3 separate regions of the Homo sapiens genome follow, and all the other regions are linked to region 2. A link is a loop called in an ENCODE intact Hi-C map of the cell type or tissue named here. Cell type or tissue: dorsolateral prefrontal cortex. All regions are shown on one strand.

Region 1 (2,500 bases), 510 kb after region 2:
AATCGCTTGAACCCAGGAGGTGGAGGTTCATTGAGCCGAGATTGTGCCACTGCATTCCAGCCTGGGTGACAGAGTGAGATTCTGTCTCAAAAAGAAAGAGATTCTTCTCCACCTTCTAAACGTTAAAGTGTTGAACTCCCACATTCTGTTTAAGAAGGACAATCCTGAGCACACGATTAGCCTTGTAAACTTTAGACTGACAGGCCAGGTGCAGTGGCTCACGCCTTTAATCGCAGAACTTTGGGAGGCTGAGGTGGGCAGATCACAAGGTCAGGAGATTGAGACCATCCTGGCTAACACGGTGTAAACCCTGCCTCTACTAAAAATAGAAAAAATTAGCTGGGCGTGGTGGCGGGTGCCTGTAGTCTCAAATACTAAATAGCCGGGCATGGTGGCGCACACCTGTAGTCCCAGCTGCTCGGGAGGCTGAGGCAAGAGAATCGCTTGAACCTGGGAGGCAGAGGTTGCAGTCAGCTGAGATCACGCCACTGCACTCCAGCCAAGGCAACAGAGGGAGACTCAGTCAACAACAACAACAACAACAACAAAAAGGCAGAGCGCGGTGGCACGGGGCCTGTAATCCCAGCACTTTGGGAGGCCAAGGTGGGCAGATCACCTGAGGTCAGGAGTTCAAGACCAGCCTGGCCAACATAGCAAAACCCCGTCTCTACTAAATACACAAAAATTAGCCGGGTGTGGTGGCAGGCGCCTGTAATCCCAGCTACTCAGGACACTGAGGCAAGAGAAGAGCTTGAACCTGGGTGGCAGAGGTTGCAGTGAGCCGAGATCACGCCATTGCACTCCAGCCTGGGCAACAGAGTGAGACTCTGCCTCAAAAAAAAAAAAAAAAAAAAAAAAAGCAAAGGGTGTCGCCTGTAATCCCAGCACTTTGGGAGGCCGAGGCAGGCGGATCACTTGAGGCCAGGAGTTCGAAACCAGCCTGGCCAACATGGCAAAACGTCGTGTCTACTAAAAATACAAAAAATTAGCTGCGCGTGGTGGTGGACGCCTGTAATCCCAGCTACTTGGGAGGCTGAGACAGGAGAATCGCTTGAACCCGGGAGGCGGAGGTTGCAGTGAGCCGAGATCACGCCATTGCACTCCAGCCTGGGCGACAGAGGCTCCGTCTCAAAACAAAAACAAAAACAAAAAAAAAACAAACCAAAACAAAAAACCAAAAATTAGCCGGCACCTGTAATCCCAGCTACTCGGGAGGCTGAGGCAGGAGAATCGCTTGATCCCGGGAGGCAGAGGTTGCAGTCAGCTGAGATTACGCCACTGTACTGCAGCCTGGGCGACAGAGGCTCTGGCTTAAAAAAAAAAAAAAAAAAAGGGAAAGGATGTTATAGAAACTCCAGATACTACTTCTCCCCTCCAGTGGTCTGAGTTGCGCGGCGCTTTCCCGCCTGTCCGGTAGGGCGGTGCCGCGCAGAAAGCCGCGGTCCCTCTGCGGAAGGCGCCGCTCTTGGCTTCGGCGGCGCCGCTGTAGCTTGAAGGCGGTACTTCCTCCAGCATTTGCCGCAAGTTATTGGCAAGTTCCCCTGCAGTTGTTTGGGCTGTCCCTGTGGCTGGTTCTGGGGTGTGCGGCCAGCCATGGAGCGCTCTGGGCCCAGCGAAGGTGGGTTTCATGAGGCGAGTCCGGGCGGGGTGGGCCGTGTCGGGGGAGCTGGGGCGCCGCACTAACTAGGCCGCCTCTCTTTTCCTCTTGCTCCAGTGACAGGCTCAGACGCGTCGGGACCGGACCCGCAGCTTGCGGTCACCATGGGCTTCACGGGGTTCGGTGAGTGACTGCCCCAGGCAGAGACCCTCTTCCTTGTGCAGAGGTTTGAAGATCCGCAGAGTGGGAGTGGAGATCGAGCTGTCAACTCGGAATTATTGTAGCTCGGGTGCATACCTTGCAGTTTGTCAATATTCTTCTCCCATTTGTCTTCTATTCTGCGTTATCCGTTGGAACCAACTCAGATGACAGTTATGAGAGTCTGGAGAGAGAGGAAGAGAAAGGATTTTTCTAATTTTAAGTCACCAATAATGCTAAAATGAACATTTTTGTAAATAACAGCATTTGTACGAGGATTTTTAAAAATACGTAATTCGGTAGGGTAGATTTCTAAAAGAGAGTGTAGTTTATTCAGAAATATAAATACTTAAAAAGCTGAAAAATTGGGTATGTGCCTTTTAAAGCTTCTTGATGCTTATTGCCGTAATACCCATCAAAAAACTTGTTCCAGGTTATACCAAAGTTAACAGAATTAAGAATGCCATTTTTACCATATCCCTACCAACACAGAGTAGGTATTATTATTTAAAAAGAAAATTATTTAAAAAATGAAAACAAAACTTAGTAGACTGATACATGAAAAATGATTTCTCTTTATTTTCCATTTTAAAATTATAAATGCTGTTCATCCAAACATTGGGATTCTAACTTCCCTGAACCTTTTCTCAAGGTCTTCTTGTTTTCTTTTGACCAGCGTGTATTAATTCTATGATAGTAATTAAA
Region 2 (2,500 bases):
TTATTTTTTATTTTTTGGCTGGAGATCGGAGTTTTATTATAACTCAAATCAGTCTCCTGGAGCATTTGGGGATCAGTTTTTAAGGATAATTTGGTGGGTGGGGGAAGGCAAGTGAATAGAGTGTGCTGATTGGTTGGGTTGGAGATGAAATCATAGGGAATTGAAGCAGTCCTCTTGCTCTGAATCAGTTCCTGGGTGGTGGCCACAAGATCAGATGAGCCAGTTTATTGATCTGGGTGGTGCCAGCTGATCCATCAAGTGCAGGGTCTGCAGAATATCTCAAGCACTGATCTTAGGAGCAGGTTAGGGAGGGTCAGAATCGTGTAGCCTCCAGCTGCATGACTATTAAACTATAATTTCTAATCTTGTGCCTAATTTGTTAGTCCTACAAAGGCAGTCTAGTCCCATAAATGATTTGCTTCTAAGTATCACTTTCTTGAAATCACTGGTGGCATACTGAATTTGTATGATTGTTCATATATCAATGAAATTAAATCTTTCAATAAAATTTAAGAAGTTTGTCTACTTCATAATGAAGATATGCTCCACGTCCTATGGAGATAGTGCTTAAGAAGTATATTTTTGAAAGGAATAAACACATGAGTAAAAGTATATATGGTATGTTTCCACAAACCTTGAAACGAGTAAGGGGCTAGACTAGCTAATTCATTTGGTTATTCAACTAAAAATGTTTGGGTCTTTACATTTATTTTGATGCAGTTAGCTAACGCTCAGCTCTTATACTTTTACTTCAAATAATATATAGATCACATCTATTCATTCAATATGCACCCATTCTATCAGGCATTTTGAAGTTCTTAGACAAAATTAAATAAACTGACATAATCACTTAGCTACTAGATTCCTCCAAACATCTCTCACAAAACAGATATTACTTTATTTGTTGTGTTTATAAACAGTAGTGGAAACAATTCTGTTCTCTAATTTTAAGCTGAAAAATCATGTCCTTATTAATTCACTGTAATAATTTTTTATTAAATTTTATCCCTTATTTCTTAGATTAAATGCACATAAATTTGATGTACAACTTTATAGTTTTAAAATGTGTCTATTTATGGCCTAATTTCAACTTTAAGTGAAAATGGAATTATTAAGAAATATTCACTGTTACATTTGGCTAGCAATTCATCATGGCATTAAGGTACTGTTTTCCATGGTTTTTCCATCTTGGGTTATAATACTGAGACATTTCACTTGTATAGTTCTGCATTCAATTTTTCTTCCAATTTATTTCCTGCAAGGTAATTCTAAGTTATAATTGTCACTGTATCCTTATTTGATACATTGGTCGCCTTTCTCTCCTTATGACTGTCTTTTTGGTAAACTCAAAAAGTGAGCAGGGGCCATACAGTTAAATTCAAAACAGGAAGTCATATGATGTTCCTTTATACTCCTACCTTTCATGATTGACTTGGCTCCCTCTGCTGGTTAGTAATATAATTCCTTTCTTAGTTCAATAGGGTATGTGTTAACATTGGTGAAATATCTGGGGTGAATAAGCTTGGAGTTAGAGCTTCTTATATGTTGATTCTCTAGCAAATTTTGTGTTTAGCTAAGGTTTTAACCAACCTAGGCCTTACTTATCTATAATGGAAAGGGACTTGGTATCACATGCCTGAAAAACAAAATTTTTATTAATGCCGTCTTAAATAGACTTGCCAACATTACAATACTGAAATCTACAAATAGCAAATAAAGTGAAAGAGTAATGAAATATTTAAATTGTATTAAAATATTTCAGTATAATATAATCCTTAACTTATTTGCTTTCTGGTTAGATACTTTTCATTCTACTCATGCAATATAATGCCTCCTTTTTAAATTCTATACACAATTTCTTCCTTCTTAAGTTTCCCCCTTTTAAATCCTATACACAAGTGTAAGTACATTTATTTAAATATATAGAATGAGTTGGATGGCAAATGAGAGTTACCTATTTAAGAACTTATTTACTTTGGCTAGAGAGAAAACACTTATTGAAAGTTTATTTTTCGGAGGGAGAAAGAAGTTTCCACCATTTTCAGGGAGTAATTTGTTCCTATGATAATTACTCTGTGAAAGATAGAAATTTGCTTTGGTCTGACTTATTAATAAACACTTGTTTTAAGATTGAAGGGAAGGTGGGAAGAAATAGAAACAAACATATATTCTGCCCCATGTTTATTATTGTGCTGTATCGGACATTTTAGATTGGAAAATGTGCTACAACAGATCAGTAATAGTCACAGATCTACACACAACAAATGTAGGTCCACTAGGAAAATAATTCCTCCTCACAACTTTAACCGTATTTGACATTTCTACTAACAACATAACTTTATTTCCTACCCTTTGCCTTAAGATTACCTTTCTGAAACCAGTATCAGATCTCTAAAATAGCCTGGTACTTCCTCTAAAATCCTTCACTAGTTCATAGGCAGTCAGATCTTTCTAACATTCCTTTTTTCCCCATTTTCTAAGGAAAATCTGAACTGTAGAT
Region 3 (2,500 bases), 460 kb before region 2:
CCACTTTGGAAGGCAGTTTGATAGTTTCTCACAAAGCTAAACATATTGTCACTATACAATTCAGTAATCATGATCCTTAGTATTAACCCAAAGAAGTTGAAAACTTAATGTGTTTTTCCAAAAACCTGTATATGAGTGTTTATAGCAGCCTTATTAATAATTGCCAAAACTTAGAAGCAACCAAGATATCCTCTGGTAAGTGAATGAATACATAAATTATTGTCCATTCAGATAATGGAATATTATGAAGTACTAAAAAAGTAAGCTATCAAGCGATGAAAAGGCAAAAGGGAAGCATAAATGCATATTAATTGATAGAAGCCAATCTTAAAAGGTTACATAATGTATGATTCCAACTATTAAATACAAGACACTCTGAAAAAGGCAAAACTATAGACATAGTAAAAGGATCAGTGGTTAGCAGGGGTTAGGGAGGACAGAGGGGTGAATAGGCAGAGCACAGAGAATTTTTAGTGCACTGCATTAGTCTGTTTTCATGCTGCTGATAAAGACATACTTGAGATGGGGCAACTTACAAAAAAAAAGAGGTTGAATTGGACTTACAGTTCCATGTGGCTGGGGAAGCCTCACAATCATGGCGGAAGGCAAGGAGGAGCAAGTCACATGTCACATGGATGGCAGCAGGCAAAGAGCTCGTGCAGGAAATCTCCCCCTTGTATAATCATTGGACCTCATAAGACTTATTAACTATCACAAGAACAGCACAGGAAAGACCTGCCCCCATGATTCAATTACCTGCCACCAGGTCCCTCCCACAACACGTGGGAATTCAAGATGAGATTTGGGTGGGGACAGAGCCAAACCATATCAGGCAGTGCACCTGTCAGTATGATATTATACATGTCATTAGATATTTATAGAATCCACAGAATGTACGTTAAGAGTTAACACTAATGAAACTATGGTCTCTAAGAGATAATGATGTGGGTTCATTGATTGTAACAAATATGCCACTCTGATGAGGGGTGGTGACAATGGAGGAGGTTTTATGTATGAAGGGGCAGGGAGGATATGGAAATCTGTATACCTTCCACTCAATTTTGCTCTGAACCTAAAACTGAAAGCCTATTTTAAAAATCTGGAATAAAATTTTTTAAAATTGCATGTTAAACTCAAGAATTTTTTGAAAGTTTTCATATAAGAAAATGAACTATGTTCCTTGTGGTCTAATAAGAATATTATATTTCCTTCCTGAAGGTGGCGTTTGTGTACCATGGTCAAAGAATGCTTCCCTCATTTGTTAAGGGAAAAAAAAAAAAAAAAACCTTTCCCGGACAGTAAAACATCTCATAAAACTGTCATGAGTAATTCCAGCAGCTGAGCTGAAATGGACAGCTACTCAGAACACCTTTGCTTTTCCATGACAGGGGTGAGATTTTATAAATTAAGGTTATAGACTTACCTGCGAACACTGGGACCTATAACTCAATTTACAGATACCTTGAAGCTGAAAGAGTGTTTGCAGAGCCTACACTCTGGGATGTGTTACAGGCACAAGGAAGTTCATGAGCTAAGACAGGCCACTAAATCTAGCTAAGATGGCTCAACAAAAATGAGAGTTCTCAGGCCTGCGCAGAACCTGTGACCAAGTTGCTGTTAGCCATAAACACCTGCATTGTGGGAGCTATTTGAACTTGAGAGAAAAATCCCCTAATTAAAAGGCACCTAAGCCCAAATTCTGCATAACAATTTGCTCTGGAGCATGTTAAACTCACAGATTTCTGGACTTCAGATATCCTAATGTCAAGAGTGTCATCGGGGCACAGGAATCTACATTTAAGAAGCTTCCTAGGATGGACGATTACTCAGATATATAAATAGAACAAACTCCTGATATAAGCAGCAACATGAACAAATCTCAGAAACAAGATTCTGAGCAAAAGAAACCAGACACAAAAGGGTACACACTGTGTGTGTGTGTGTGTGTGTGTGTGTGCGCGCGCGCGTGCGCATATCTATATATACACACACATATACATAACATATAAAGTATGTGAGTATATATATTATATATATATATAAAGTTATAGAATGAATACAACTCACCAATAGTTATAGAAATCAGGTCAGTGGTTGTATAGGGCAGGAGGTTAGGTGGATTGACTGTAATGGGGCATAAGAGAACTTTCCAGTGTGATAGTAATATTCTACATTTTTATTGGAGTGGCAGCTACATGGGTGTATACATTTGTCAAAACTCATGTAACTGTACACTTAAACTATGTACATTTAATTGCACATAAATTGTACCTTGATAAAGCTGATTTAATAAAACAGACTTCCTAGGTGATTCAAACATACATCTGGGTTTGGGAGCCACTGATCCTTTGCTACTGGAGAATGACCAGATCATAAGTGCACTTGAGCCACACTGGGGCTCCTGTGTGGCATTTTTATTTCCATTGACAGAACTTCTGAGCCCCAGGGCACCTTCCAGACCAAGTTGTCTGACTTCTAGGTTTTCTATATGTGTTAGTCA

The links. Peaks named below come from ENCODE experiments on the same cell type or tissue, not always from the same donor. Only the 100,000 strongest peaks of a DNase experiment are listed, where the experiment ranks them.
Region 1: a loop joins it to region 2, with 5 times the contacts of the local background. A loop is called at or near these places in 17 of 110 quality-filtered maps.
Region 3: a loop joins it to region 2, with 3 times the contacts of the local background. A loop is called at or near these places in 5 of 110 quality-filtered maps.

Annotation. Positions count from the first base shown.
Region 1 is chr5:37,377,775-37,380,274 of GRCh38, forward strand. It overlaps WDR70 (WD repeat domain 70), which reads left to right and starts at 1,544. Exons shown (of 18, transcript NM_018034.4): 1 at 1,544-1,618; 2 at 1,715-1,780. The coding sequence starts at 1,594. In dorsolateral prefrontal cortex, a CTCF peak has its summit at 1,410; a DNase peak (open chromatin) is centred at 1,477; H3K4me3 peaks cover 1,882 bases; H3K27ac peaks cover 817 bases.
Region 2 is chr5:36,869,197-36,871,696 of GRCh38, forward strand. NIPBL-DT (NIPBL divergent transcript) reads right to left here. Exons shown (of 1, transcript NR_046262.1): 1 at 2,165-2,500. Among named protein-coding and RNA genes, the nearest start is that of NIPBL-DT, 6.2 kb to the right of the region's middle. In dorsolateral prefrontal cortex, CTCF peaks have their summits at 1,446 (motif pointing left) and 1,647; no DNase peak of the experiment used is centred here.
Region 3 is chr5:36,413,748-36,416,247 of GRCh38, forward strand. No RefSeq gene overlaps it. Among named protein-coding and RNA genes, the nearest start is that of RANBP3L, 110 kb to the left of the region's middle. In dorsolateral prefrontal cortex, CTCF peaks have their summits at 1,225 and 1,426; no DNase peak of the experiment used is centred here; H3K27ac peaks cover 584 bases.